3 separate regions of the Mus musculus genome follow, and all the other regions are linked to region 2. Evidence: chromatin loops called from intact Hi-C (ENCODE). Cell type or tissue: heart. All regions are shown on one strand. Links, peaks and the distances in the headings refer to the core of each region. The heading gives the core; the rest is flanking DNA. Region 1 overlaps Gm21154. Region 2 holds the start of Gm9732 (predicted gene 9732). Region 3 overlaps Gm21154.

Region 1 (11,077 bases), core at 2,465-7,464, 290 kb after region 2:
AGGTGTCCCATGGAAACCTTATCTATGTATCTACATTCAAATATACTTTGTTGTAAAGGACAATGATTTGAGTTGCTCACAGACTCTTCACACTTGGCCAAAATGACTTTAAGAGGTAAAAATCCTAGAGCCTTGCTTTGAAGGAGCCAGGCTTCTGGTTTAGAGACAAACAGTATATAAACTGAGCCTCTACTTTGGGTCAAAGACAAGGATGGGCAGACATATCCTGTGCCTAGTGCTTGGATCATGACCCTGTTAGTCACTCACCAGTAGAACTGATTTTCTTTAGTCAACTGCTTGCACTTGGACAAGGCCTCACTGATGTCCTGGGGCATTCTCTTCAGGTCAGTCATCACCTGGTCATATTGCATCTTGAGCATGAATGTCCTAATTTTGATTCTGTGGGAGGGCATGGCTCAATGAACAAAGAATCCCATGAACTAAGGATACAAGAATCATGTTAATTCAAGTTGAATCATGGACTACCCCAACACATATATGCCACTACATTGCTCCATGTTACCAGTTCCACTTGAGCTTATCAAACTTATTACTCTTTGCCTGGGGTCAGTAGAGGCAGGGAAGTAAAGGCAGGGATTTGACCTACTTTATCTTGCTGAAGGGGCAAGAAAAATAGACTAGCTCCCCAAGAACTTTCCAGGAACCTGTGCCATAGTCCTGGGTCCCCCTTAAACCTGTGATGACACATCTGTTTGTAGACAAGGAATTGTCAATCCTTGCTTCTGTTGCTACATAAACTCCCAAAGGACATAATCAGTATCTACAGGATACTACATTTCCAGTGTGCACCTAAGGTGAGCACAGAGCTCATATGCTGTGCTGCTCAAAGTAAGGCTCCCTCTATCTTCACTATTTTTGGCTGGAAACTGTGTCAAGCAAAATCTTAGGCCCCAGAATACTATACAGACACTCCAGCTCTTAAGTGGAACACACACACACACACACACACACACACACACACACACACACACTGACTACCCCCCATAATCAAACACAATCAGAATGCCAAATGAACACATATTATCTGATAGTATAGTGAATAAAATTTGATTAAAGCAGTAATGAACTATGGCCAATCCAGTTATACTGAGAGACAGTATGTGGGACGAGGGCCCTCCAGCTGTTGACTGGACTAGTTGGACCCAAATTACCTCCATGTAAACTGCAATCATGATTGGCCATAAACAGAGAGGACCTGGTATCTCCCACAAACCAACACCTGTATAGGATTCTTACAATGCAGGATTAGGACTCACACAATACTACCCTTATGCCCAGACTAAGATTCATACCACAGGCTCTGATTTACTTTTGGAGGAGTCATAAGTGCCTAAGACCCATATCATTCCTATCTGAACTTGAAGTTCTGTGTCAAAAATCCAATCAGCAAAATGAATTTGGATATGTGGACCGCCTGTTGGTGTAGCCTCCTGTGATATGAGGGAATCTGCGGTTAACAGAGAGGGCCCAAGACAGTCAGCAAAGAACTGGGCATAATGACTACCTGTTGTTCAAATCCTTGTTAGTGTAATTGGCTAGGATTCCCTGGAGTCCATCTCTCTCATTTTTGATCTTCTGGAGATCCCTTTTGAGCTTTTCCATCCTCTTCATTCTCTGCTCCTGCTTATTGGTGGTGGAGGCTTGGGGTGATGCCTTTCCAACAGACCATGTAGATTGACAAACACTAGTAAACTCGTAGAGATAATAGGGCAGGGAATGGAGACAACATGCTTTTCCCTTTCTTTGGGGCTCTTGTGAGATTATTCATTTCTTGTGTTTTCTTGGGTATAATTACACTCAATCTGTTGGAATTTTGCTTCTAGTATCCTCTGTAGTGCTGAATTAGTGGAAAGAGATTGTTTGAATTTGTTTTTGTCCCAGAATATCTTAGTTTCTCCAACTATGGTCATAAAGAGTTTTCTGGGTATAGTAGCCAAGGCTGGCTTTTTTGTTTTCTTAGAGTCTGAAAGACATTTGTCCAAGATCTTTTAGATATTACCATTTCTGGTGACATGTCAATGAAATTCTCATAGGTCTTTCTTTGTATGTTACTTGACTTTCTTTCCTTAGAGCTTGTAATATTTTCTTTCTTTATTGTGTACATTTATACTTTTGTTTAATATATATGTTTAATAAATAGGATGATTTTCTGTATTGGTCCAAATGATTTGGTGTGTTGTAGGTTTCTTGTAAATTTAAGGCCATCTCTGTCTTTAGGTTAAGGACTTTTAAAAATCATATTGTTGAAGATGTTTTCTGGGTCTTTGAACTGTTATCCCTCACCCACTTCTTTTTCCATTATTCTTAGTTTTGTTCTTTTTATTGTGTCCTGCATTAGCTAGATGTTTTGAGTTAGGAATTTTTTACTCTGTATATTCTTTGAGTGACTTTTTAATATCATCTATTATTATCATCTATGGCATTTCCTTTGCCTGAGATTCTCTTTTCTATGTTCTGTTGGTGAGGGTTGCATCTGTAGACCCTGATGTTTTTTGTAAGTTGTCCTTCTCCAGGGTTGCCCCATTTGTGATTTTTATACCTTTATTTTTACTTTTTCTTTATTGATTTTCTTATGTATTTCCATCCCAAATGTTATCCTCCTCCTCAGTTCCCCCTCCAAAACCTCATCCCCTCTACTTCTAGCATTGCCTCTATGTATGAGGGTGCTCATATAGCCCCTCGTCCAAACACTCCTGCCTCAGTGCCCTAGCATTGCCCAACCCTGGATCATCATGCCTGTACAGGACCAAGGGCATTCCCTCCCATTGATGCCAGATAAGGCATTCCTCTACTACGTATCCAGCTGGAACTCTGGATATCCCCTCATGTACTATGTGCTTGGTGGTTTAGTGCATGTGAGTTTTGTGAGGCTCTGTTTGGTTGATTTTGTTGTTCTCCTTATGGGGTTGCAGGCCCCTTCTGTTCCTTCAGTCCTTGTCCTAACTTCAGAATCTAGGTCCACTCGCTCGTTCTCATGTTTGGTTGCATGCATAGCATTTCAAGAGACACCAATACCAAAAGTTACATTTATGAAGTAGCATTGCAATAATTACATGATATGGGGGCGGGAGTATCACCAAAATATGAAGAAGTACATAAAAGATTTGCTGCAGCAGTAGGAAGTTGAGAACCATTGCTATATACTGATGTACTGAGTCATCTCCTGATTACCCAAAATCCTACATAATCCTAACTTGATACAAATGTTATCTATCATTTTTATACTGTGATTAGGGAAAAGGAACAAAAATGTTCTTCCACCTGAGGGGAAAAAACGAGAGGGGGGAGGGAGAAAGGGAGGGAGGGGAGAGAGAGAGAGAGACAGAGAGAGACAAAGAGAGACAGAGAGAGACAGAGGAAGGAAGGAAGGAAGGAAGGAAGGAAGGAAGGAAGGAAGGAAGAATGAAAGAAAGAAAGAAAGAAAGAAAGAAAGAAAGAAAGAAAGAAAGAAAGAAAGAAAGAAAGAAAGAAAGAAAGAAAGAAAGAAAGAAAGGAAGAAAGAAAGAAAGAAACCAGGCTCCTGACAGCATCAGATTTCTTGACATCAGCAGTAGTGACTGGGTTTGGTGACTCCAGATGGAATGGATCCCAAGTTTGGACAGTCTCTGGATGGCCTTTCCTTCAAGCTCTGCTCTTTTCTTTATCCCTGCATTTCCTTTTGAGAGAAAAATTTCTGCATTATTACTTTTGAGGTGGTTGGGTAGCCCCAACCTTAAAAGGTTGCCATGCTTATCCAATAAATATGGTCTGTATAGTTCCTACTTCCCCTTTGTTTGGTATTTAGGCTAATGTCCTCCCTGTTGGGTTCTGGGAATCTCTTGGGTCCCTGGCATCTGAGACTTTATAGTGGCTACACACAGTTCCCCCTCCCCAATGGCTACAGACCTCCTTTCAAATGATTTTCCCTCTGTAGTTCTTCCCCATCTCCTCCCATATCTGAGCCAGAACCCCCTTTACCTCCTACTCTTCTCTCCCTCCCAGATCCTTCGCTTCTCCTACTTCCAAACATTCTTTTCTTCCCCCTCTGAGTAGAACTGTAGCATTTACACTTTGGTGTGATCTTCCTTCTTCTTCAGTTTCCCATGGTCTGTTAGTTTTATTGTGGGCATTCCATGCATTTTTTGACCAATTTCCACTTATCAATAACTACATACCATGTGTATCCTTTTGTGACTAGGATACCACACTCAGGATGATATTTCAACTTCCAAACATTGGCCTTTGAATTTCATGAAGTAATGTTTTTAAAAGCTGAGTAGTACTTCTGTACACTGTACAATATTTTCTGTATCCATTCTTCTGTTGAGGGACATCTGGGTTGTTTTCAGAGTCTGGTCATTATATTTAAGGCTGCTATGAACATAGTGGTGCATGTTTCCTTTTAATATATTGAAGAATCTTCTGGGTATATGTACCATGGTGTATTTGAGGTAGAACCATTTCCAACTTTCTCAGGAATTGCCAGATTGATCTCCAAAGTGGATTTTCCAACTTGCAGTCCCCGCAGGAATGGAGGAATGTTCTTCTTTCTTCACATTCTTGCCAGAATCACTTCTCAGCTGAGTTTTGTTCTTGGCCCATCTGAGTGCTGTGAAGTGGAAACTTAGGGTCATTTTGATTTGCATTTCCCTGATGACTAAAGATGTTGAACATTTCTTAAGTACATCTCAGCCATTCAAGATTCCTCAGTTGAGAATTTTCTGTTTAGCTCTGTACCCCATTCTTTAATAGGGTTATTAGGATCTCTGGAGTGTAACTTCTTGAGTTCTTTTTATATTTTGGATATTAGCCCTCTATCAGATGTAGGGTTGGTACAGAAGTTTTCCCTATATGTGTGTGCAATTTTGTCCTTTTGACAGCATCCTTTGACTTACAAAGCTTTTCAATTTTATGGGGTCCCATTTGACACTGTTTTTGGTCCTACAGCATGAGTCATTGGTGTCCTGTACAGGAACATTTTCCCTGTGACAATGTGTTTGAGGTTCTTTACTGCTCTCTCTTGTATTAGATTCAATGTATCTTGTTTTTCGTGGAGGTCCTTGAGTGACTTGGACTAGAGCTTTGTACAAGGAGATAAGAATACATCAATTTGCATTCTTCTATATGCCGACTGCCAGTTGAACAAGCACCAATTGTTGAAAATGCTGTCTTTTATCCACTGGATGGTTTTGGCTCCTTTGACAAAGATCAAGTGACCATATGAATGTAGGTTCATTTCTAGGTCTTCAATTCTATTCTGTTGGTCTACTTGTCTCTCTATACCAGAAACATGACATTTTTATCACTATTGCCCTGTGGTATATTTTGAGATCAGGGATGGTGATTTCCTGAGCCATTCTTTTATTGTTAGGAATAGTTTTTGCTATACTGGGTTTATGTTATTTCAGATAAATTTGAGAATAGCTTTTTCTATCTCTGTGAAGGAATGAGTTGGAATTGTGATGGGGATTGCATTGAATCCGTAGATTGCTTTTGGCAAGATGGACCTTTTTTACTATATTAATCCTGCTCATCAATGACCATGGGAGATCTTTCCATCTTCTAAGGTCTTCTTTGATTTCTTTGTTCAGAGACTTAATGTTCTTGTCATTCAGATCTTTCCCTTGCTTTGTTAGAGTCACACTAAGATATTGTTTGTGATTATTGTGAAGTATGTAGTTTTAAAAAATCTCTTCCTCAGTATAATTATCCTTTGAGTAGAGGAAAGTTCCTGGATTGTTTGTGTTAATTTTGTATCCATTGACTTTGCTGAAGTGGTTTATCAGCTGTAGGAGTTCTCTCCTGGATTTTTTTTTTTGAGCTCACTTATGTGTAATATTCCATACTCCTCAAATTGTAGTGTCTTGAATTCCTCCCTTCCAATTTGTATCACTTTGATCTGCATTTTTGCCTGATTGCTCTGGCTAAAATGTCAAAGACTATGTTGAATACATAGGGGAAGAGGGGGAAGTCTTTCCTTGTCTCTGATTTTAATGGGATGGCTTCAAATTTTTCTCCATATATTTTGATGTTGGCAACTGGATTGCTCTATTTTGCTCGTTTCTTTCTGAAAAGTGACTTTCTGATTCCTCCAATGCATTTATCTTGAAGTTATATTGTATATTGTCAAACACTTTTTCAGCATCTGATGAGATTATCCAATATATTTTAAGTTATTTTATATAGTGGATTACATTGATGGATGTCCATATATTGAATCATTCCTGCATCCGTGGGTTGATACAGTATCTAATGAGATGATCAAATAATAATTTCTTAAATTTATTACATAGTATATTACTTTGATGAATTCGAAAACATTGAATCATTCTTACATCCTATACATGATGCATATTGGATCATGGTGAGTGATCATTTGCATGTGTAATTAGAAACAGTTTCCAAGACATTATTGAGTATTTTTGCATCAATATTTGTTATGGTTTTTATATGCTCAACCCACTGAGTGGCAACATAAGAAGGAGTGGCCAAGTTAGAGTATATGGGACACTGTGTGTGTGGTCAAAACCCTCACCCTAGCTGCCTGGACATTAATGTTCCCTTAGCAGCCTTCACATGAACATGTAGGACTTTCAGCTTCTCCTGTACCATGCCTTTCTGGATGCGTCCATGTGGCCACCTTGTTGGTACTTGACTGATCCTCTTAACCTGTAAGGCATCCACATTGAATTCTAGGAGAAGCTGCAGTGCAGCCAGATTTGGAGGAGTCCCAAAATTCTCCTGGGACAACTAGTCATAGAGTTTGTTCAGCAGCCATCCATCTGCAGCACTTAGGGTGTTCTTCAGAGTCACATCTCTTCTCTAAAGCTTTGAAGAACCACCTGTCTGAGGGCCAGAAGCTCTTGTGAGTATCTGCTGATGCAGAGTTAGAAACAGCTCTACTAAGTACTCAGCCTGATGCACAGAGTCCTAAGGGGAGACACAGCAAATACAGAGGTCTGAAGGAAAGGACAAAGTACCCAAAATCTGAGTATCCAAGGCTGTATCCTCAGATTAGAAAGACAACAGAAAAAATGGAGAGGGAACCCAGTAAGTGACAATGGGGAGAAGGGAGGCCAGGTGTTCCTGGTGGTCATGAACTCTGCACAGAGTTCACGGTAAATTTCAATGTGGATTATGAAAGTAGAAAAAGTTCACTTTCGTTTATTAAATTCACCTTGTTTGGGCAGATAATCCATGCAGGAAGGCTGAGAAAGGGCTAAGAAAGAAAGTTGATCTCAGAGAAACAGGAGGACTGGGGGTTCTCTAGTGTAGTATACTGTAGTGTGGTGTGGTGCAGTGTGTTGTGGTGAAGTACAGTGTATTCTCTTGTAGTGTTTGCTGCTTGGTATACATGAGGCCCTGGGCTCCCTCTTCAGTTTAGCCCACTTAGAGAAGCTGAAATTAGAATAACAGTTGCCAGATCTTAAGACAGATGTTGGGAGGGTGATGGGGGACAGGGAGTTGCAATCTCAGCTACCAAGGGATTACCACATCTATAGAAATTTGGTGGGTTGTAATGGGCCAAATATCTCCAAGTAACTGCAAAAGAGTGATAAATATGTTCTCAACACACAGAAAATAATGAGATAGATCCCTGAATTGATGCCTGTGCCAGATACCATCTTCTTCAGCAATGTGTTCTTACCATTATCTTCCAGAAAAGAAGGAAGGAAATGGCAGTAGTCTTTAATGATTGGGGAGAGTGTTTGAGACTCAATGATGAGCAACCCCAAACAAGATAACCCAAACTTGTCCCTGGGCTTTTCATTGGGTAGTATATTGTTCTGAATTCCACGGGCCTATGTTTAGGAGTCTGGGGACAGGGACCCACAAAATCCTGGACATCCAGACAGTGCTGTGTTGCAGAGAGTTCACAGCAGGTTTGACCCTGCTGGCCTGCAAGGATAACTGGGCAAGGGGTTCTCAGAATCTTGGACATGTAGGCACTGCTAGAAGTCTCAGAGGAGCTGAGCATGGAGGAGGCCAGCAGGCTAAGAACTAGCCCTGAAATCAGGGAATGGGGAATTCTGGATTAGCTCAGAGGTGACTAGCCCAGGAGTATTGAGGGGCCTTCTGATGGAGACTTAGATGGCAAGGCTCTGTAGGCAAAGGCTTTTTCTCCATGTAACCCACAGTTGGTTTGATGAGAGAGACAGTCCTTGGTTGTAAACTGTTTATTGATTGTTTTTCATGGAAATGAAAGCATAACATGTCTTAAGGTTAGACTAGAAGTTAAGTAACTTCTGAGGAAGGAATGTCCAGGAAGGGAAGCTTATTGACTGAACCCTACCATCTTCTATTACCTCACTAGCAGGGAGAACCCTATTCTCTTCTAAATAACCACAGGCCATGTTGCTATGTAGAGATTTTGGTCCCATGAAAGAGGCCTGGTAGGAAGCAGGTGACACTTTTGCCATCTACTGTAGGTCTGGGACATCTAACCCACTCAACTTTACCAAATTCTGGACATGATAGTCTACTGTCCCAGGTGTTAGTCTGAGATTTATTGATGTGAGGAGACTCCAGGACATATGTTTAGTATGCGGGTCTCAATGCCTACCCTCCACACTGACACACTGTTTCTAACAAGGCCACAACTCCTAAAAGTACCACTCCCATATTCAAGCCACCACACTCCTCTGCAATCTCCCAAGACATTTACCTCACTCTGTCCTACTGTTTTCCTTTTTCTCCTTCACAAATTATGTGTTCTATTATTTTCTTGAAATATCCTCCTATAACCCAACACTAGTGCATTACCTTCTATGGATACTGCAGTTTAAATGCACATCTCTAGACATTCAATGTTACCATCCACATAAGACACATGATGTGGTATTTGTCCTTTTGGGTCTGGGTTATATCACTCAAAAATATTATTCATGTGTCCATCCATTAACCTGTAAATTTCATTTATATTGTCATAGTTCATTACCATTGTGTATATGAACCATGTACTCATTATCCTTTCATCAGTTATATTTATGTCTGGGTTGTTTTGATGTCCTGGCTATTGTGAATAAAGCAGGAGGGAACATGAGCACACCCAGGTGTCTGTCTTAGGATAATGCCTTTGGCTATATGCCCTGGAATAGTGTCTGAGTCTGTGTTCTCTTGCTAGAAAGAGACATCAGGACCATGATGGACCTTTTAATGAGAGCATTTAAATGGGGGCCTGCTTACCATTTCAGAACTTTAGTAAATTTTTGTCTTGACAGAATCATGCAGAGGCAGACATGGTGTTGGAGAAGTAGCTGAGAGTTCTAGATCTGGATCTGCAGGAAGCAGGGATTCTGGCCCTGAGCTGGGCTTTTGAAACTTTAAAGCCCATCCCCACAACAAGGCCATAGCTCTGAATACCATCAAAGAGTGCTATACCCTGTTTACCAAGTATTCAAATCTATGAGCCTATAAGGGTTCTTCTCATTCAAACCACCACAAATAGTACAGCTGGTTTATATAGAAGATCTATCTCTAGCAATGTTTTCTAGAACATTTCTCCTGTTTTTCATAATGACTGTACATGTGAATATATATTCTCTTACCCTACACTCATGCCAACAGTTGTGGTCATTTAGTCTATTTGTAATAGCCATTCTGACTGCAGTAAGATACAAGGTTAAAACTATTTGAATTTGAATTTTTTTCTGATGAGGAAGGATATTAAACATTTAAATACATATCTATGATCCATTTCTTTCTCTTCTTTTGAAGATTCTGTTCGGTTTGACAGAACATTAGAAGGGAGTGTGTTTGAGACTGGGACTCTCTAATTATCCCTGCTGTCCCAGAATCTAGTACATAGACCAGCCTGTCCGGAGGCTCATGCAGTTCTTCTTGCCTCTGCCTTCTGACTGCTGGGATTACAGGTGTGCTCTACCATGGACAGCCATAGAACATTTTGAAATGTTTAAATTTAAAATGTTTTAATGTTTAACAGGCAGGTTTCCTGGTGTTTAGTTTTTAACACCATCCGATTGTCTAGAAATGAGCTCTCTGTCATATGTACACTTAGTGAAGTTCCTCTCCCATCTCCTAGCTGATCTTTCCATTGATTAAGAGTTTCTTTGCTTTCTTATTCACTGTTTTATTGCTAGGATACACCTTGACCAGGATAACTTATAAAGAAAATATTCAACTGTGGCTGGCCAACAATATAAAAGGGTGATCCAGGATTGTCAAGGTGGGAACCATGGCAGCAGGGAGGCAGGCATGCATACAGGCATCATGGCACTAGAGGAGTAGATGAACTTGCATGTGATACATATAGAGGAGGCAGAGGAAAGAAATAGATACAGACGGACAGACACACAGACAGACAGAGGCAGAGATAGAGACAGAGACAGACAGAGAGAGTATAGACTGAGATATAGAGAAAAAGAGAGAAACATAGTGAGATCAACAGAGACAAAGAGATGGTGACAAAGACAGAGGCAGGGACTGGCATAATCTTTTGAATCCTCAATGCCAACCTCCAGTGTCACAACTCCTCCAGCAAGGCCATATATCTACTAGTTCTTCCTAAAACATTTCTATGAAGTAAGTATCAAACATTCAATTATGAAATGACCTTTGAAGGTCATTTTTATCCAAATGACTCTATTTATAATTCAGAAGACTTCAATTAATCAATGTGAATATTTTTATTTACTGGGATGTATTAGAGAAATACTGTTGTGTTTCTTATTTGTTTGTCTGACATGGTCATGCACAGGAGAGTACATAATAACTGTAGCTAAATTTATCACTATAGAGATAGAGATGGATACTTTTTTCATCCTGACATTGGGATCCACAAAGTTTGACACATTATCCACATCAAAATCTCAATTATCTGTGGAGTTCTGGCTGGTTGGGCACTACTTATGAAACCTAAACAACATGATACTTGAAGAGTCCCATTCCTGCCTGAAACTTCTAGTGTTACAGGACTATGTATGAACCACACATAAATGCAGAATATCCTTATGATAGACATAATTAGAGATGATATTTTATCCATAACAATACACTAATTTTATTCAATAACATCTTAAAGTGGGGAGTCAGTTTATACAGAATATAGACTTAGCAC
Region 2 (11,077 bases), core at 2,047-7,046:
TGTACCAGACTTGCATCTTTGGTGTTTGTGCAAGGGCATTTTAAAAACATGAAAACCTCCTGAAGGGGCCTCAGATGCAAAATTTCTAATCTTGCCCTTTTCCTCCCCTGACCATCTGTCTCAAAGTCCTGATGGCCTCTTATTAGTTTGCACCAAATCTCTATTTCTTGGGATTAGAGAATCCTGCTCTAAAGAGGGAGAAGGTAACATTGTGGCTTAGAGCAGTGCCTGAGTATTACAATAACCATTAGAGCTTTCTGGAAGACACCTATGCCTGATCCCATTCCTGCTGTTTAGAGTCAAAGACTGTAGAGTATAGGGATGAGCCTTTAGTAGAAAGACACCTCCAGAGGTCAACATGCAACACCAGGGTTGACATTGATTGAAGCTCAAGGGCATTGCCCCTGGTTCTTCCTAGCAGGAATAATAGAGAGGAAACTGCACATGATCCCATCACAGGGTTCCTGTGGAAGCCCTGGGGCTAATTATGTAAGATGTTAATTCTGTTCTCCCATGAGTGGTTTGAAAGAGAAATGAGTCAGCACTCAGGTGATTTCCTGTAAACCTGATTTCCATTTTAATTTGTAAAATAAAGGAGAGCTGATGATTGGGCAGGTAAAAGGGAAGGTGGAGCAGAGGGGGGGGAGTAGAAGAAGAAAATGGAAGAGGGAGAGGACACACAGGAGGAGGAAGAAGGAGAAAAGTGGAGCAGAAGCACATGGTCTGGAGAAACTGCAAGTTCTAAGAGGTCCCATAAGCTCAGAAAGTTGGTAATGTAGTGGTAGATCTGCCCAATATAGGTGCACTGCATGTAATCATATTGTAATGTTGCTTGCCGGGATATATTTGGGTTGGAGAGATTTACAACAACACAGGTTTTATTCTAGTCTACTTTCCTTTGATTATTAACACAAAAAAAGGACAAAACTTTCAACAAATCTCAGTAGGTTTTCCAAGTATGAGGAGACGACAGGACTATAGCTGTACAGAGTAGAAGAATGTCGCCATGACAGTGAGGAGCAGATGACATGCAATGAGAAATGGTAGGGGCAGCCTATGGGGTTACCCAGGACCAAAGATTTCATTAAGTACTGAATGCCTTATGCATTTCTTTCACTAAGTACTGAATGCCTTCTTCATTTCTAAGTTTTGGCTCTGCTTACAGATCATCGTTCTCTGAAGAATGGAAAGTCAGGGACAGGGCATGACATTTTTCAGTGGTTGTTAGATAAAAATTTTTTTTATAAAAATGTGTGTGTATGTGTCTGATATATGTAGTACACATGAACATTTTAACATGGAGAGATACACACATTGTGTGGGGTTGGCTAGTGTAGTGTAGTGAAGTGTAGTATAATGTAATGCTTAATGTTTAATGTTTCCTGAGTGGGTATTAGACTTCAATGATGAACAACCCAAAACAAAATAACCTAAAACTGCCCCTGGGTTTTTCATTTGATAGTTTATGGGATTTAGGGGAGGCATTGTCAGAGCATAAGAGATTAATTCTATTTAAACCTCGTTTATATGGATTTGTATATTATAATGGTTCTACAATTGTTGGTTTCCATGTAGCCTTTCAAAAGTCTTCAGTTAGTTATCCCACCTCCATACTACCTCCTTCTCTTAGTGTGGTTTTGCTTTTTTGCCATGCAGTAAAGGTGTGGAAAAGCCACTGGGCAGACCAAATGCAGAGATGTTAGACTATATTTGCCATAAGCCCACTGTCTGGTATTGACCTGGGTGGAAATGCAGCTAAACTACTTAGATGGTTGGAAAATGTAGAATTGGATGTGGGAGGTTGAAACTGGGCTTATATTTTCAATATTTTAGTACATTTTTGTCTTGGCAAAAGCATGGCATCATATGGGCAGACATGGTGCTGGGAGTTCTGTATCTGGAACTCCAGGAAGCAAGAATACCTGTCCTGAGCTGGTGAAACTTTAAAGCTGTTTTTAATAACAGGAATTACAGAGGGCTACAGACAGAACAGAGTGTTTGCTCTTCTGACTATCATGAGCCTAAGGGTCTGTCTGAGGCAGCCCTGTTCTTACACTTCACCATACTTATGGCACTTCGGCTTGGGACAGTCTCAACCCCAAACAACTCAGTCTTTCAAATCATAACACCCTGAACAAACTCCAAGGAAGGAAGACTGAATGAAGCATAGACAAAGTTGGAAAGAAAATGGTAGCAGGCAAGGAGGAAATAATCTAGGATGCCAAGAAGATGCAAGAAGCCCCCTGGTCCTCCACTGTGCAGTCACTATTCATGATGTGCAGAGACGGAACACAGAGGCTTAGCCAGCCTTTTTGACTCTCAGCCAAATGGGTTTAACACAGCAGGCTCATTGCTAATTCCAGGTTCCACCTTCCTTTCTTTTCTTACAAATGATTTCAATACAGATAAGCACTTTTCCCTCTACAAACCCTTCAAAATCTGACTTTATACCATGTTTGTCTCCATTTGTTCTAGTGAGCTAGGTGGAGAGGCATGATGAAGAGCTGTTTCCCCAATGCAAAATGAACTGACAGAGTACTTTTCTCTTTTAAGTTGTCCTCTATTATATCATTTAAGGTGTTTGCTCACCAAGTGACTATGTGAATATATACAATCAAATACATACATATGTGTACAGAGACACATGAATACGTGCCTTAACATATACATGCACACACACATAAAAGAAAAGAATACATGAATGAACAGTACTATATACTTGCACCTACAACAAGCACCTACCATTACACAAATATGACACATAAACATGCTCACAAACACCTGGGCAAAAACACATACAAAGATATATATATATATATATATATACATACACACAGACACACACACAAACACACACACACACACACACACACACACACACACACACACACCTATGAAAACACTGCTATATTACAGCACATTTCCTGACAACTGAGGAAGTATTAGGACCTGAGCTGTGTAATCGATTCTTAAATTAACCCAACTTGTTCTGCCTGGGCCTGTGCTGATTTCCTTGTCAGGAACTTTTTCCATGCAGATATTTGCTGCTTCTACAAGTATGATATAAAACAGGCAAATCGGTCCTCTGAACACACAAGTGGGTCCACACAAGATTCATGGTTCTAAAAGAGAGAGTTCAGAAGAACATCCTCCAGCAAGCTCCAAGCTGAAATATATTCTGCTCTCTAAACCTAGCTTAGCTACCTCTCATAAGACTCTCTAGCACCAATAAAAACAGTTAGCCATAGATATTATCCAGTAGCTGCAATTCAACACATTACAGTTCATGCTATATAATGCCAGTGCCAGGAACCAGGAATGGGTAGGATGGTAAAAAGGGGAGTGGAAAGGGAATTGGGGGAGGTTTTTTTTTTTGAGGGGAAACCTGGATACGGGAAAATGTGAGTAAAGAAAATACCCAATTTAAAAACACAGTTGTGCATGTGCACATGCGCGCGCACGCACACACACACACACACACACACACACACACACACACACAAGTTAATAATGCCAGCCGAAAAGAGGTTAGTGATTTAACATGCCTTGATTTTTCTTCAATGCAGCATTCTGCAAAACAATGAGAGATAATCTGTACAGAAGCAAAATCATGTCTATGATAAACTCAGCAAAACAATATCAGCAAAGGGTTGCAGTGCAGGATTCCATGAATCCACTTGGTGAAGCCAGAAAGACACTCATTAGATTCCAGGGGTTTATCTTAGTGCAATGAAGGCAAAGGAGTCTAAGTTTTATTTTTAAAATGCTTACATGTTTAACTTTTTATTACTAAAGAGTTTAATTAGAAAACAATAAAACTGGAGACTGTCCTTCTGTCCTAGGAGTATATTGGGCCCGAGAAGCTCTGCTCTGAGATAGCTGCCATAGAGAAGATTGGAGGACCTGGTTCCTAGATAATTCCGGAAGTGACATCCTGAGTCACCTCTTCATACCATAGAGCTGAAAGGGCTTGCTGTCAGGGGTCCAGGAACTCCTCTGCCTAGAAAGAAGAGCTAGCAGTGACCAACTGGGAGGGGGACAAGAGCGTGTGGCTGGATTGGAAGTGGCCACGAAGGTCACATCTGGCCTGGTGTCCTTACCTCCTGACACAGGGTTCTGAGTATCACCTGTGATCCCTGACAGCATCCACGAGGCAGGCAAGAGAAAGAGTGCTTTGTGAAGGCCCTGAAGCAGAATACAAACACAGAAGTGGAACTTCACGAAGAAGCTTGATCCCAGGGCCACTGGAGTCTGAGGACCAGTGGGTGGAGAGCCACGATAATCCAGGTAAGTTGGCTTCTGTCGTTCCTCAAACAACACCAATGCTTTCCCACCAGGCCAGGGAACCATCTTTTGTGACTCCGGGGTGCCTGGACTCCTGGCCCATGATCTCCAAGAGACCAACACTCCCATCTTAGAAGGATAGGCTGTTGTTTTAGGTTCCTAAGTGTTCTTTCAATAGGAACATCGAGATCCTTGGAGCCCCATTTTGTCTCATTTCTTCAGCTAGCTGTTTTTGAGTACTCCTTTTGTTCCCCATATCATACTCGTATTCCAAGGGTACCATGCCTGCTTTGGGGTTTTTTTCTCACATGGGTGGGCCTCCAAACCCAGGGTCTGGAAGTTGTAATGAATGAGGGAAGGACTGGCAAGGGGAATCTGAGGTCACATGGTAAGATTTGGAAAAGGTGGGCTGGACTATCTATGTTTTCATTCACTTTTAAGTGTTGGCAACTTGGTTTCTCTTAGTTAAGAAAGGCATTAATTGTTGAAACACTCCACTGTGGATAACATATAGCCCAGGTTTCTTGGGTAAGACCACCTCTGGTCTACCCCATCCCTACTACCACTTTCTGAAGTTTCCATCAGGATGAGATAAAACTCATGAGAAGGCACATCGAGTCAAGTTGTGTGTCTGGCACCTGAAGCAGACAGCATTGTCTTCCTCCTTGTTAATGAATTGGCAGTTACAAAAACAAACAAATAAAAAAACCCAAAACACTAAAATGTTTGTATAAAATTATAGAAAATAACACCATGATCTTGCTAGCTATGAGCAATTGAATCTCCTAACAATTAATTGAGACCAAACCCTACAAAGATCTCTTCCTGGGAGGTGACAGAAGATTCACAGATGCTGTTCAGAAGGCTTAAACAAAACAGGAAGTCTCAGGTTCAGTGACAGACCTGGTTTCCAGGGAATATGTTACAGAAAGGCTGAATAAAAAACAAACAAAAAGATGCTGTCCCAATTAACAAACAAACAAACAAACACACAAATAAATAAATAAATAAATAAATTAAACAAAAAAATAAAACTGAACAAAACCTTACATAAATAACTGGACTTTCAACACACCCACCAATATACATATTGGTACACACATGCTTATGCCACACACAAACACATTCTCTCTCTCTCTCTCTCTCTCTCTCTATATATATATATATATATATATATATATATATATATATATATATATATATATACCTGTCACTCTCTCTGTCCACAAATCATAAGTGAGTAGAAAACTATGAGGAGATAACAATGGATGGTAGAGAAACAGTTGAATGGGGACTATGGAAGGCTTATGTTTAATGTGAGACACTGGACTCTGCTATCCATCCCTTGGGCACTAACATTTCTTAGAGGGCACATTTCTTAGACTAGGTTGAGAGTGTTAGTGAAATTTTATTCTTGAAGCCTCACATCTCTCACACCAACACTCAGGCTGAGAGAAGCCTTTCTCATATCCCTGTTGATCAGTCAGCTCCAGAATATAAGCTCTAGGAAAGAACTCTAGCAACACTGACAGAAAACAGGACTGACAAGTACCTGCTCACTGTCTTTCAGTGTGAGCCAAGATGTAGGCAGAGTGATGAGACCATCTTGCAATGCAGGGAAAGGGGAGAGAAAGCATACAAGCCCCCCACCCAAGGCAATGATTTCCACTCATATGGCAATTCCACTGGCATCTAATACTTGCAAATTTTGTCCTGCCTGTGATCTCACATGACCCCTAAGAAGCAAATGACTTCATCAATCAATATTCTGTGCTACTACAATGGAGGCAAGCACATGGAACTCATTTAGCATACTGGCATGTACTTGTATACTATGTGTTCAACCTATCTATCATAAGGAAATGCAGCTTTTAGTTGAGCATGATTGTTTACTTCCCAAATATGTAGTTTCTTGAAAGAGGATAACTGCACAGAAAGTCTTGGAAATGATCACAGAAATGAACAACTGGATGAGACATAGGAGAGAGCCTGGATAAGGTACAGGATGGTTGCTTAGGCTTGACTGTTTTTAAGGTTAGACATGACTGCAACCTGCTCCTCATGATTTATGCACCCTACCTGCTGCTGCTTGGTACATAGGTCATTAGTTTTCAGGCTGCCTTCTTTAGACAGCCTCTTGGATTCGTTGGAGCATTTTCTAATGCAATCTGCTCCTCTAGTAACTGTCTGTTCTCCTTCCACAACATCCTGACTTTGTTCTGGAGATGGTTAGATTCACTCTGGACTTGGCAGTGCCCAATGCAGAATCACAAACAAACAAATGATTACACAAGTCAGCATCCATCTTCCTCCCACTCCTCCAAGGACCATCCCTGCCACAATGGGCCCTGGTGCCCAGACAGCCCCAGACAACTGTCCAGATTGGCCATGGAGCATCACATTGAGAGAGGTCAAATCTAGAGGACAGCCATATTTCAGAAGCCGAGGTACATCTGTAAACTGTGACACTAACAGGGACTTAAGTATCTCTCAAGAGGACCTGGAAGACATGTGTGCTTATATGTCCATGTTATTTAAAAATCACCTGTAGGTAGAAGGCAGACCTTCTCTACGAGAAGAGAAGAGACCCAACCAACATACAGTCTTTCTAGGTGTCCCATGGAAACCTTATCTATGTATCTACATTCAAATATACTTTGTTGGAAAGGACAATGATTTGAGTTGCTCACAGACACTTCACACTTGGCCAAAATGACTTTAAGAGGTAAAAATCCTAGAGCCTTGCTTTGAAGGAGCCAGGCTTCTGGTTTAGAGGCAAACAGTATATAAACTGAGCCCCTACTTTGGTTCAAAGACAAGGATGGGCAGACATATCCTGTGCCTAGTGCTTGGATCACGACCCTGTTAGTCACTCACCAGTAGAATTGATTTTCTTTAGTCAACTCCTTGTATTTGTACAAGGCGTCACTATGTCCTGAGGCATTCTTTTCAGGCCAGTCATCACCTGGTCATGTTGCATCTTTAGCATGAATGTCCTACTTTTGATTCTGTGGGAGGGCATGGCCCCAAGGAACAAATAATCCCGTGAACTAAGGATACAAGGATCATGTTAATTCAAGCTGAATCGTGGACTACCCCAACACATATATGCCACAACATTGCTCCATGTTACCAGTTCCACTTGGAGCTTATCAAACTTATTACTCTTTGCCTGGGGTCAGTAGAGGCAGGGAAGTAAAGGCAGGGATTTGACCTACTTTATCCTGCTGAAGGGGCAAGAAAAATAGACTAGCTCTCCAAGAACTTTCCAGGAACCTGTGTCGTAGTCCTGGATCCACCTAAAACCTGTGATGACACATCTGTTTGTAGACAATTAATTGACAATCCTTGTTTCTGTTGCTACATAAACTCCCAAAGGACATAATCAGTATCGACAGGATACTACATTTCCAGTGTGCACCTAAGGTGAGCTCATAGCTCATATGCTGTGCTCCTCAAAGTGAGGCTCTCTCTGTCTTCACTATTTTTGGCTGGAAACTGTGTCAAGCAAAATCTCGGGCCCCCGCATACTATACAGACACTCCAGCTCTTAAGTGGAACATACACACACACTGACTGCCCCACATAATCAAACACAATCAGAATGACAAATGAACACACATTATCTGATAGTATAATGAATAAAATTTGATAAAAGCAGTGATGAACTATGGCCAATCCAGTTATACTGAGAGACAGTATGTGGGACCAGGCCCCTCCATCTGTTGACAGGACCAGTTGAACCCAAATTACTTCCAGATCAATTGCAAACATGATTGGCCATAAACACAGTGTACTTTGATCTCCCCAAAACTTATACCTGTATAGGATTCTTACAATGCAGGATTAGGGCTCACACACTACAACCCTTAAGCCCAGACAGTAATTCATACCACAGGCTCTGATTTTCCTTTGGAGAAATCAAATTTCCTGAGTCCCATTTCAGGACTATCTGAACTTGAAGTTCTGTGTCGAAAATCCATTCAGCCAAATGAATTTGGATGTGTGGACAGCCTGTTGTTGTAGGCTACTGTGAAATGAGGGAATCTGAGGTTAACAGAGAGGGCCCAAAACAGTCAGCAAAGAACTGGGCATAATGACTCCCAGTTGTTCAAATCCTTGTTAGCGTAATTGGCTAGGATTCCCTGGAGTCCATCTCTCTCATTTTTGATCTTCTGGAGATCCCTTTTGAGCTTCTCCATCCTCTTCATTCTCTGCTCCTGCTTATTGGTGGTGGAGGCTTGGGGTGATGCCTTTCCAACAGACCATGTAGGTTGACAAACACTAGTAAACTCGTAGAGATAATAGGGCAGGGAATGGAGACAACATGCTTTTCCTTTTCTTTGGGGCTCTTGTGAGATTATTCATTTCTTGCGTTTTCTTGGGTATAATTACACTCAATCTGTTGGAATTTTGCTTCTAGTATCCTCTGTAGTGCTGAATTAGTGGAAAGATATTGTTTGAATTTGTTTTTTGTCGCAGAATATCTTAGTTTCTCCAACTATGGTCATAAAGAATTTTCTGGGTATAGTAGCCAAGGCTGGCTTTTGTGTTCTCTTAGAGTCTGAAAGACATTTGTCCAAGATCTTTTAGATATTACCATTTCTGGTGACATGTCAATGTAATTCTCATAGGTCTTTCTTTGTATGTTACTTGACTTTTTTTCCTTAGAGCTTGTAATATTTTCTTTCTTTATTGTGTACATTTATACTTTTGTTTAATATGTGATAGGATGATTTTCTGTATTGGTCCAAATGATTTGGTGTGTTGTAGGTTTCTTGTAAATTTAAGGCCATCTCTGTCTTTAGGTTAAGGACTTTTAAAAATCATATTGTTGAAGATGTTTTCTGGGTCTTTGAACTGTTATCCCTCACCCACTTTTTTTTCCATTATTCTTAGTTTTGTTCTTTTTATTGTGTCCTGCATTAGCTAGATGTTTTGAGTTAGGAATTTTTTACTATGTATATTCTTTGAGTGACTTTTTAATATCATCTATTAATATCATCTATGGTATTTCCTTTGCCTGAGATTCTCTTTTCTATGTTCTGTTGGTGAGGCTTGCATCTGTAGACCCTGATGTTTTTTGTAAGTTGTCCTTCTCCAGGGTTGCCCCATTTGTGACTTTTATACCTTTATTTTTACTTTTTCTTTATTAATTTTCTTATGTATTTCCATCCCAAATGTTATCCTCCTTCTCAGTTCCCCCTCCAAAAACCTCATCCTCTCTACTTCTAGCTTTGCCTCTATGTATGAGGGTGCTCCTATACCCCCTCGTCCAAACACTCCTGCCTCAGTGCCCTAGCATTGCCCAACCCTGGATCATCATGCCTGTACAGGACCAAGGGCACTCCCTCCCATTGATGCCAGATAAGGCATTCCTCTGCTAGGTATCCAGCTGGAACTCTGGATATCCCCTCATGTACTATGTGCTTGGTGGTTTAGTGCATGTGAGTTTTGTGAGGCTCTGTTTGGTTGATTTTGTTGTTCTCCTTATGGGGTTGCAAGCCCCTTCTGTTCCTTCAGTCCTTGTCCTAACTTCAGAATCTAGGTCCACTTGCTCGTTCTCATGTTTGGCTGCATGCATAGCATTTCAAGAGACACCAATATCAACAGTTACATTTATGAAGTAGCATTGCAATAATTACATGAAATGAGGGCGGGAGTATCACCAAAACATGAAGAAGTACATAAAAGATTTGCTGCAGCATTAGGAAGGTTGAGAACCATTGCTATATACTGATGTACTGAGTCATCTCCTGATTACCCAAAATCCTACATAATCCTAACTTGATACAAATGTTATCTATCATTTTTACACTGTGATTAGGGAAAAGGAACAAAAATGTTCTTCCACCTGAGGGGAAAAAAGGAGAGGGGGGAGGGAGGGAGGGAGGGAGGCGGAGAGAGAGAGAGAGAGAGAGAGAGAGAGAGAGAGACAGAGAGAGACAGAGACAGAGAGAGAGAGAGACAGAGAGAGGAACGAAGGAAGGAAGGAAGGAAGAGAGAGAGAGAGAGAGAGAGAGAGAGAGAGAGAGAGAGAGAGACAGACAGACAGACAGACAGACAAACAAACAAACAAACCAGGCTCCTGACAGCATCAGCAATAGTGACTGGGTTTGGTGACTCCAGATGGAATGGATCCCAAGTTGGGGCAGTCTCTGGATGGCCTTTCCTTCAAGCTCTGCTCTTCTCTTTATCCCTGCATTTCCTTTTGAGAGAAGGAATTCTGGATTAATACTTTTGAGGTGGTTGGGTAGCCCCAACCTTAAAAGGTTGCCATGCTTATCCAATAAATATGGTCTGTATAGTTCCTACTTCCCCTTTGTTTGGTATTTAGGCTAATGTTCTCCCTCTTGGGTTCTGGGAATCTCTTGGGTCCCTGGCATCTGAGACTTTATAATGGCTACACACAGTTCCCCCTCCCCAATGGGTACAGACCTCCTTTCAAATGACTTTCCCTCTGTAGTTCTTCCCCATCTCCTCCCATATCTGAACCAGAACCCCCTTTACCTCCTACTCTTCTCTCCCTCCCAGATCCTTCTCTTCTCCTACTTCCAAACATTCTTTTCTTCCCCCTTCTGAGTAGAACTGTAGCATTTACACTTTTGTGTGATCTTCCTTCTTCTTCGGTTTCCCGTGGTCTGTTAGTTGTATTGTGGGCATTCCATGCATTTTTTGACCAATTTCCACTTATCAATAACTACATACCATGTGTATCCTTTTGTGACTAGGATACCACACTCAGGATGATATTTCAACTTCTAAACATTGGCCTTTGAATTTCATGAAGTAA
Region 3 (11,077 bases), core at 3,934-8,933, 280 kb after region 2:
GTTACTGAATGAGAACAGAAAGCTGCTGGTAGAGCAGGCTGACCAGGAGGCATCCTATGGTGAAGAAAACAGGTTCTGTGATGAGTCCAGCAAAAACATACATCCCAAGTACTAAGCAGTAGCAGGTAGGATGATGTGCATCAGAGGCAGATTGCCCTCATGGCTAACCATAAACATAGACAATCCAATGTAACAGTCCACCAACTTATCCAGGCACTCAACTGTTTCTCCTCCAAGTGTTTATTTAGGTGATCATCTACAAGGCTTTCTGTGGAGGTAGCCTTTTTCAAGAAACTATATGTTTAGCAAGCAAATTTTTCTGCCCTGCTATAATCTGCAGTTCACTAGGGGAGATTAGTTGATTACACATCACAACTCTACATGATATTAAGTTTGAAGGGTGCTGTGCTGCACCCCTTCTTTAGATCAGTGTGGAGCATTGAAGGAAGAAGTAAAGTCCTGAAGCTCATTTGCATTATGGGGATCAGGTAGGATTCCAGGTAGGACATCGATTGCAGGGATGATAGCTTAGTGTAACTGACAAATAAGTGGATTTCACTGTTGCCTTTTGGAAGTTTTTGTCCCCCACCCCAACCCTTTCCCCTGTAGATCTTGATTCACACTGAGTAAGCCTGAGTAGCAGCTTGTCAGTCCTATTTTGTTTTGAGTGCTGTTGGAGTTGGAGTTCCTGGGCCTTGTGGTCTGGAGCTCACTGAATGAGCAGGGATGTAGGAAAGGCTTCTCACAATCTCAGTTGGTGTGAGAGTTTTGAGGCTTCATGAAAAAATTTCTCCATATATACCCCTCATTCTTACCAAGAAGAATGTTCTTTAGGGATTTCTATTTCTCTGGTGAGAATACTAGAGTTGAATTTCTCAGTTTAAACATCTGCTTAGCATAGTCTAAAATATTTGTTCCTCTAGCATGACAGATTCTTCATTGTTTTTTGCTCCCTTGTTTTTATGTGTGTGTGTGTGCTTGTATATGTGTGTTTATGGGTGCTTATGCCAATTTGTACCTTTGTGTTTTGTCAGGCCAGTTAAGGACATCTGATTTTGTATAGTCATTCTTATTTCTTTGGGCCTAGGTCTCTCAAAAAACCTGATACATCCTGTTGTTTGATGTCCAGTAGACTTTTCATCTCCTGTCCACTACCAACAAATCATTAAACAATAGTACTATTTTTAAAATAAGTATTAGATTTCTTAATTTTTCCTGCTTAGAGTTGTTGCCTAGGAGATTCTGGCTTGTCTTATTGGCTTAACCATGAGCATACATAGAAGCCTACAGTGCATGACTCTGCTGACATTGTTTTGCTAAATATATGTTTGGACAAGGCTTTGTTTCAGGATAGATTCTCACTCAGATTTGTGCAGAGTGCTGCATTTCAGAAATGTCACAGCAGGTCATTTAACTAGATTTCTCCTGACTGATATTGAGGATGATTTAATATCACATATGTAATGTGTTGAAAAGTTCCTGAGTAATGATCAAAAGTCACAGTCTTCCTCGGATGCTAAAAAGACTCAGTGTAGGTTTAGTGAGGGGACTGTGATGAGTCAAAATGTGGCTTACTGGAGGCTATAGGTAGAAATCTCTTTCTTGGCAATTTAGTGCTCTGTTGTCAAGGGTGTGTGTGTGTGTGTGTGTGTGTGTGTACCAGCTGTGACTCAGTGTATTTATTGTTAATTGGGTGTTTGTGTAATGCAAAATGCTTTTGTAAGTGTTTATGGTATGGATGCTTGAATATACAACTGTGTTTGTGTGTGTATATGTGTTTGTGTGTCTGTTTGTGTAGACATGCAACTGTGTCCGTCTCTACCGACCAAGCATGATGAGTAAAGCCCCTGAGATTTCAGATTGCACCCATGAAAAAATCAAATACAGCAGTCCATTTAGTATGCAACTCTACCTAGCTCCCAAGGGGAGAAAAAAAAAAAAAAAGGACACAAAAGCTCATGTAAAGTCAGACTTTCCACTGGCTAGGGGCCATATTACTGAACCACATTGAAATCTTTTGGAGAAAATCATCGGAATATGGTACATAGAGTTGAGGAGGAGGTTAGTATATAAAATCCATGTTATGTCCCTTTTCTGCTCTGGAAGAATTATGAAGGCCCACTGTAATGTCAGGTGGCTCACTGTGTCTTCTCAGCATTCCAGATTCTTTCCACATTGCTTGCTACCATTGCCTTTCCAGCTTCCTCTACTCAGTAAAACTTTGCCTTATAATTTGGTTTGGATTCTAATCATTGAGAGATTGTGTTGCTTGTAGCTGTACCTGCATCCAGCAGAATTCCCATAGCTGTGCTGCAAAACAGGACGTTTCAGGAGCCCCTTGAGGGTCATAATAATCTAAAGAACTCACACTATTTTATCTGTGTAGCATTCTGCAATTGCTGTTATTCAAAATCATTTTATCAGAGTTAGAATGAGCCTAAATGGGGGTTGGGAGAAATGAGGACCTTCAGACAGGTCTGGTAGTATAAAATCAGGTAGGTGTTTGAGAAGCAAGGTTCAGAAAGTAGAAAAGAATTTCCCCTTGACCCAGAGATTCCAAAAAAAAAAGAGTAGATATACACAGAGTCTCTAGGGCACATGAGGTCTGTAATGGTCCTCAGAGTAGTCCGGAAGAAGATGATATCCTGATGTCCATCAGCTAAAGAGTGAAAATATACTATGTGATGCAGCCCTTTCATGAACTATGGCTCAGTGTGAGATAATTTATGCAAGTATTTGACCTTCAACTAGTTAGCCTCATATTACTCAAAATATCCCTGACACAGTTATATTATTTGAAGAACATTGTTCCATTGGATCCTATTTATAATGACTTCCTATTTTTCTGGGATCATACCTTTGGACACCAAGTAGGTCAGGCAATGATAAAGGGAGCCTCTAATGGAAGGAACTGTTTACTTTGGGACAAGACTGAAACAGTGAAGGAGAGGCTAGTCCACCACCAACACGTGATCCTTTGCTGGCAGAGAAGCCTACACTACACAGCCTTTGGAACTTGCTAAGACAGATTGAATAATGTACCAAGAACCCTGGTTCATGAGGGGAAAGCATATCACTGACTGAGCTGTCTATATGCTTTGCTCACTATATACTTATCTCATTTAAGATTTGTTTTTTATGTCTACAAAATATCCTGGAGATTTTTATAATAGCATTAACTGGGGAATCTAAGCAGTTTGCTTAAATATAAGGTGCTAGTGTTATGTGAATACAAATAATTTGTATATTTGACAGAGTGCTCTACAACAGGCTTAGATATACAGGTGTGTTGTTATATTCCTTCATGGCCATCACTTTTAAAATTCAGTTCCTAGCCATGGGAATATTTTCAGTTAGCACATTCTTTCTGATTTTAGGACCCATGCAGTGCCTGTGGATTTCATGTGATATGTTTTCTCTGGTTATTTCCAGATATAGAAATTGATGAGTGGAACCCTGTCAGGATCCTGCACTAGAGAAATAATCATAGCCTTCACTTCAATTCTAGGCAGGTTCCCCATAAGGCATCCACATGGTTTTCTAGGTTGTTCACATCTCCCTTGAACTCAGACTGAGACATTGCTACAATGTTATTATTCAATATATTATACCTGGACTATTGGAGTAATATAGTGTTTTTCTTTTAAACTCCAGTACGGTGTGTAGTTCACCGCTCAGTTTCTAGCCATTTTTAAAAGCTGAGAAATAATTACAAGCCCAAGTGCTCTATGACACTTGGGGATGCAGGTAATGACCTCAGCAGATGATAGGTCATAATAATAGATTATCCAGCTGAATAGATCTAGTGTGGGACGTAGAGCTGAATTGAAAAACACTAACGGGACCGTTGTTCCTTCCTGCCCCAGGTGTGAAATACTCCAGCAGAAACTGGAACATGGAACAGACCAGCACAAGGTCTCCTTTGAAGATAAATTCTATAGGAGGACCTCTGTGTGTGCAAAGCAAATACTTCACCTCATCCCCAGTAATCATGGCTATCATCTGCTGCATTTTCTTCCTTTACTTTTGTTTCCTTGCAATGAATAGCCCTTAATTTCATCTGGGCTCAGGCTCAGCAAGAGTGAGCATGTAGAGGGATTCAGACATGTGCTGAGACACATCAAGAGCTGCTGGGAAAACAGGAAGATTCTGAGTGTAAATTTGTCTTGTCCTGATAGGTCATCAAGGAAAATTAGAAAATCATTGTACAAAATCACAAAGACTTTGAGCTAAATTCTGTAACATGTTTTCTGCTTAGTCTTGGGTGTCCATATTTTTCAAAACCATACTCCAAAAAAGGAGACCTACTTACATTCCTCTTGTAAAGATTGTTACCAGAAGTAACTTATTTTCTACTGTGTTGCCAAGGACAGCCATGGGCTGTAAGTCTGTGCTGCAAAACAACAGCCAAAGAAGGCTCTTTAGCACAATTCTTGTTTTTAGATTTTGATTTGAGCTTTGATTACTTTTGTTCTTTGGTTTTCTTTAGTTTCAATAGAAGTTTTTTTGTTTTTTTGTTTGTTTGTTTCTTTGGTGTTGTTTGGTTTTGTAATTGATTTAATATTTTGATAAGGCTATACACTGTACATATTGACTGCCCACTTTTAGTTACTATTGAGTAAATTGGATGTATTCTTGTGAATAAAACAGTGATCTCTAACTCTTCACTCTTAAGAAACTTCTTTATTCAGGTGTGGTATCACCCTATTGAAATCTCACACCTATCAGACACAGATGGATCTCTGTAAGGGGCTTGGGTTTCATAATGACTTCCCAGCCAGACTGAGCTACAAAAGCAATTGATTGTACATTCAGTGTGTCTAGTGTGTCCAACTCTGTGGATACCAACTTCACGATGGAAAAATTATCCATGATGTATACTTGCATGTCAAATATTTAGCTGCTGCTAAAATACTGTGAATGATAGTGTTGAACAAATTAATGGGAAATATATCAGTATTTCTGAAATGTCTTTCAGGAAATAAAAACATATTCTAAAGGAATATAAAAGCTGGTAGAAAACACAGACATGTATGCTACTGCTTTCCTTCAAATGTTCTATCAGTGGTAAATACTACTACAGATATTCAATTTTAGGACCTTTTGAGATAGGGATGTATTATTTTTTTGTTATTTTGTTGTTTTTCTTTATTATGAGAGTGAATTTTGTGCTTGACAATACATCTGGTTCCTTTTTGGGGTTTTAACACAAGCACAGTGTGTAGTTCAGTATTCAGTATCCAGATGTTTTTAAAAGCTGAGACAAAATCCAGGCCCATATGCTCTATGAGGTTTTGCCCTCGTTTCCCACCCACCCAGTGGTGATTCTGTTTGTTATTTGGATTTATTTTGTATTTATGCATGATTTGCCTTCTGTAGGGCTGTGCAACACTTGCATGCCATTTCCCAAAGGCCAGAAGAAGTTATTGGATTTCACCTGGAACTAAAAATGACAGAGGACTATTAGATGCCATGTGGGTCTTTGAGAAAAATATTCTCAAATGAAGAGCTATTTCTCCATCCCCTAATATGGATTTTTGTCCTTCTTTGTGTGCTATATTAGTGGAATGAATCATACCTATAGAAAGTGTTTCTTAAGGTATTTTTACTTTGTTGTAACAAAGTAGAAGCACCCATTTCCTTTCAGAGCCAAAGCAGTTTAGAATGTGATTTGAAGTTTCTCTTTGGATCAGAGAAGCAGGTTTTGGGAGCAGCAACACCAGGTAACAGGGACAAATCATAGTGCAGAGCTCATCACTGACACTACCACAGGAAAGTGGGCAATGCAGAGAATACTGGCATAAGACAATGGAGCTGGTACTAAGTTAAAATCCTACAATTGAAGTGGCTCTGAAAATGAGATAGAGCCTTCCAGGTGGTGGCTGAATGGACTCTTCCATTTCTTTATAAAAGGAAACATAGTATCCATTTGAGTGGCTGGTATGTACTGGAGATCCAAACCCTGCTTTGCAGGGTAGGGCTCTGCTGGGAAAGCCTCTACCAAAGCACTGAATGGGTCAGAGGTGCTTAACCCTTAACTCAGTACTTCTGCTAGCTTTCTGATTCTATACATTGCACACAATAACCCTTGTAAGAGTCCCAGCGTTTTGACTTAGTTTGACTGGCATACGGTATGACATATTCTATACTTTACTATTGAGGACTACTCTCAAATGTTGTGTGAAACTAATTTTAGAACTTCAATATCTTTTACATTTCTCGGTTCCCGATGTTATCTCTCTTTCATTTTCTAATAATTTCTTCAAACTTTCTTTGAAAGTTATGCATTAATCTGGAACTACCATTACACCATTATCATTACATTGTTTCCAAGATGAGAACACACAGCATACACTTGTAACATTTTAAACTGTGCTGTACTGAGCCCTTATATCTCAATTTTTCATAGTTTAAGAATCATTACATCAAGAAACATCGAGGTTCACAGACTACACCTGAGCAGAAGAAGAAAGAAATAGGAAATTCAGATATAATAGAATACATATCAAGGCCAGCTGAAAAGCTGTCATGCACAATGAATTCTATGCAGTGATTGTACAAGGCTAAGATTAAGATAAAGGGGAATTATGCTTTAGTATGAAGAGCTTCCACAGGCTATTGAGATGTTTCTATCACAGCCTACATCAGGCAATCCCTAATTTCAAATGGCAGGAACCCAGGAGGAATGTGTCTCCTGTTTCTCAAGACCACAGACACCATCCTTTTTTACAAGTAGCTGCTGCAGGCTGCTGAGAGGTTTCCATTTTGACCTGTAGTGGGCAGTCCCTCTAATTGCATGCTCTCTCCATCACCCTTGAAATGTAAAAATGCAGATAACCAATGCCAAACATTAGGCTGTGGTCAGAGTCTTGTGGAAGTGTTGGTGGAAGGGTTGTAGTAGCCAGAAGGGTTAGGAAGCCACAAGAGGACCTACAGTCAACTAATCTGGGCCCTTGGGGTTCACAGAGACTGAACAATGAGCCAACACCATGTAGGGGCTTGAACTAGGACTGTTACATAAATGAAACAGATGTACATCTTGGTCTTCATGTGGGTGACTAACAATTGGAGTGGGTGCTGCCTCGGATTTAGACTCTGATACCTGCCTTTAGATCTCTTTTCCCTAGCTGGGCTGCCCTGTCTGGGCTCAGTGAGAGAGAATGCACTTATTCCTGATGCAACTTGATTTGCCACCTGGGTCATTTAAAAGTGATCTTCTGGTATACATAACAGGAAAGTAGGACCATATCCCTGTCATGTGAGTGTCCAGAGAACAAGGTGGTACATGATTAATCCATGTGGGCTGAAAAGAGAAGGAGAATGTTCTACAGAGGAATGAACTACAGCTATGGCTGTTTCTGTTTGATCTTGAGCCAACTCCACTGTGTATATTCAGAAGAGGAAGCAATTGTCTCAGCAGCAATTTCACAAGACAGTGACTTTCATTACTCTCCTTATGCTGCCTAGAGCACAGATCCAAAGACCTTCTAGTGGTGGGAATACCTTCTACCTGGAAAACTGTCAGACACTCTTACTAGGCCTCTGCCTGCACCTCACATTCCACTGTCAACTCCCAGGTCAATTTAATTGTTTCATAGCCTACTGTTGTCAGCCTGGGCATATGCCTCCCTCTTAGGGTTCTTCGTACTTTGCAACTGGTGTCTGCTTAAACCTAGGAGTGCTAGCACTGTAAGTCATTTCACTCTGTGTCACTGATAACTGCTATTTTGTCAGAGGAAGATATTAGCATATGGCAGTACAGGTGACCCGAAGCAGCTGTACATCATCCAGGCCAGCATCCTCACTAAAGCAGACTCTGACAGCTAATGAGGCTTCAACATGCCACAGGGATTAGTGCAAATTTCATCACAGTTTTTGTATCTCTTTGATGTAATCAGAGGTAGACAGTAAAACAAAACTATAGCAACAAAGAAACAGCAATGAAATAACAGCATCTACTACAGTTGGCCATGCATGTATTGAAAACCATTTAGAGCAGTTTGGAACACATGATATTCACACCTCAGTTACAAGTTCCCTATATCCATAATCCCTAAGCTGTGTTTCAGGTGATGGTCCGATGCTGGCCTCCCTGGTTTCTCTAGCTTCTGGGCAACAAACGTGAAAATAAAAAAGTACTGAACCTCTCAAATGGTGCACAGAGTCATATAATTACATGTGTGTATCAGATGGAGAGTTCTCAGTGCAAGTGAGCAGTGGGAAACTTGAGCTGTTAAGACCTGGCACCCCCACCTACATGAAAGTCAGAGGACAACTGATGGAGTTTTTTCTTGCCTATGATGTGGGTCACAGGGAAGGAACTCAGGTCTCTACGCTTGGTCGAATTACCTTTTCCACTGAGCCATCTCATCAGCCAGTGACCACAGACACAGAATTTAACGATCTATGTATTCGTATTTATATTCTGGGTTATACCCCAACTATGAAAACTTTCCCCTGAGAATATATCTACTCAATTAAGGGCAATAAATGGAGTCTGGGAGGAATCTATGAGGAGGGTGGCAGACTTTAAAAGCCTCCATCGAGCCTCAGTTTTTTTCTCCAACAAGTCTGGATAAGATGAGGTAATTTTTCCTTCTCTTTGATCTCCCAGTGCTATGATTGAACCTAATAAAAGGCCATGCTCCCTGAGTTACATTCCAGGCCTGTAACTTCATTCATCTGCTACAACAGCTACAAGACAAGTGGCCATTTGAGACTCCATAATCAGTTTGGATGCTACAAGATTGGTCCTTGAGAGTGGCTGACAGAATGCTTTCAAGCCTAGGAATATCTATCTGAAAGAGAAAAGGAAGTGTCTCAGTCCACACTGCATATTTGGGACAGTTTAGTCATGTAAAGACTGATGTCAAGCTGTTATCTACCTGCACAAATAGCATCACTAGATATCAGGTTAAGCTACCCGACAGTGTTACACCTGGCTCTGCTCCTCACAAGCTGAAGCACTCAGGAGAGCAGGCCCTGAAAATTGCCTGGGCAGCAAAGAAAGCTAGCCCTTGCCTAAGGATATTATATCACAGCAACAGGAGAAGAAATTAAGTCACCATAGTTTTGAACTCCTGAATTTCAGAATAGAGGATAAAAATCCTGTATTGATTAAGGCATCCACTTTGTGGTACTTTGTAATGATAGCTCCAGAAAATCAACATGGGACTTATCAAATGGCTATTCTTCAAACATTTGCTGAAGTTTATTTCAGGGGAAATGATGTCAGCCTCCACTCACATGGGATCTGTTTGATTCCTGTAGAATGTACCAGACTTGCATCTTTGGTGTTTGTGCAAGGGCATTTTAAAAACACGAAAACCTCCTGAAGGGGCCTCAGATGCAAAATTTCTAATCTTGCCCTTTTCCTCCCCAGACCATCTGTCTCAAAGTCCTGATGGCCTCTTATTAGTTTGCACCAAATCTCTATTTCTTGGGATTAGAGAATCCTGCTCTAAAGAGGGAGAAGGTAACATTGTGGCTTAGAGCAGTGCCTGAGTATTACAATAACCATTAGAGCTTTCTGGAAGACACCTATGCCTGATCCCATTCCTGCTGTTTAGAGTCAAAGACTGTAGAGTATAGGGATGAGCCTTTAGTAGAAAGACACCTCCAGAGGTCAACATGCAACACCAGGGTTGACATTGATTGAAGCTCAAGGGCATTGCCCCTGGTTCTTCCTAGCAGGAATAATAGAGAGGAAACTGCACATGATCCCATCACAGGGTTCCTGTGGAAGCCCTGGGGCTAATTATGTAAGATGTTAATTCTGTTCTCCCATGAGTGGTTTGAAAGAGAAATGAGTCAGCACTCAGGTGATTTCCTGTAAACCTGATTTCCATTTTAATTTGTAAAATAAAGGAGAGCTGATGATTGGGCAGGTAAAAGGGAAGGTGGAGCAGAGTGGGGGGGGGAGTAGAAGAAGAAAATGGAAGAGGGAGAGGACACACAGGAGGAGGAAGAAGGAGAAAAGTGGAGCAGAAGCACATGGTCTGGAGAAACTGCAAGTTCTAAGAGGTCCCATAAGCTCAGAAAGTTGGTAATGTAGTGGTAGATCTGCCCAATATAGGTGCACTGCATGTAATCATATTGTAATGTTGCTTGCCGGGATATATTTGGGTTGGAGAGATTTACAACAACACAGGTTTTATTCTAGTCTACTTTCCTTTGATTATTAACACAAAAAAAGGACAAAACTTTCAACAAATCTCAGTAGGTTTTCCAAGTATGAGGAGACGACAGGACTATAGCTGTACAGAGTAGAAGAATGTCGCCATGACAGTGAGGAGCAGATGACATGCAATGAGAAATGGTAGGGGCAGCCTATGGGGTTACCCAGGACCAAAGATTTCATTAAGTACTGAATGCCTTATGCATTTCTTTCACTAAGTACTGAATGCCTTCTTCATTTCTAAGTTTTGGCTCTGCTTACAGATCATCGTTCTCTGAAGAATGGAAAGTCAGGGACAGGGCATGACATTTTTCAGTGGTTGTTAGATAAAAATTTTTTTTATAAAAATGTGTGTGTATGTGTCTGATATATGTAGTACACATGAACATTTTAACATGGAGAGATACACACATTGTGTGGGGTTGGCTAGTGTAGTGTAGTGAAGTGTAGTATAATGTAATGCTTAATGTTTAATGTTTCCTGAGTGGGTATTAGACTTCAATGATGAACAACCCAAAACAAAATAACCTAAAACTGCCCCTGGGTTTTTCATTTGATAGTTTATGGGATTTAGGGGAGGCATTGTCAGAGCATAAGAGATTAATTCTATTTAAACCTCGTTTATATGGATTTGTATATTATAATGGTTCTACAATTGTTGGTTTCCATGTAGCCTTTCAAAAGTCTTCAGTTAGTTATCCCACCTCCATACTACCTCCTTCTCTTAGTGTGGTTTTGCTTTTTTGCCCTGCAGTAAAGGTGTGGAAAAGCCACTGGGCAGACCAAATGCAGAGATGTTAGACTATATTTGCCATAAGCCCACTGTCTGGTATTGACCTGGATGGAAATGCAGCTAAACTACTTAGATGGTTGGAAAATGTAGAATTGGATGTGGGAGGT

What was found. Peaks named below come from ENCODE experiments on the same cell type or tissue, not always from the same donor. Only the 100,000 strongest peaks of a DNase experiment are listed, where the experiment ranks them.
Region 1: it touches region 2 in a loop (8-fold over the local background); 8 of 42 quality-filtered maps call a loop at or near these places.
Region 3: it touches region 2 in a loop (30-fold over the local background); 9 of 42 quality-filtered maps call a loop at or near these places.

Annotation. Positions count from the first base shown.
Region 1 is chr14:43,562,842-43,573,918 of GRCm38, forward strand. All of the region lies in intron 5 of Gm21154, which reads left to right. Among named protein-coding and RNA genes, the nearest start is that of Gm5799, 25 kb to the left of the region's middle. In heart, for the core only: no CTCF peak of the experiment used is centred there; no DNase peak of the experiment used is centred there.
Region 2 is chr14:43,271,077-43,282,153 of GRCm38, forward strand. Gm9732 (predicted gene 9732) reads left to right here and starts at 3,960. Exons shown (of 4, transcript NR_154584.1): 1 at 3,960-4,287. In heart, for the core only: no CTCF peak of the experiment used is centred there; DNase peaks (open chromatin) are centred at 2,285, 4,255, 4,875 and 6,595.
Region 3 is chr14:43,546,527-43,557,603 of GRCm38, forward strand. All of the region lies in intron 5 of Gm21154, which reads left to right. It overlaps Gm5799, which reads left to right. Exons shown (of 5, transcript XM_030248249.1): 4 at 1-125; 5 at 3,867-4,667. The coding sequence ends at 115. Among named protein-coding and RNA genes, the nearest start is that of Gm5799, 8.4 kb to the left of the region's middle. In heart, for the core only: no CTCF peak of the experiment used is centred there; a DNase peak (open chromatin) is centred at 5,945.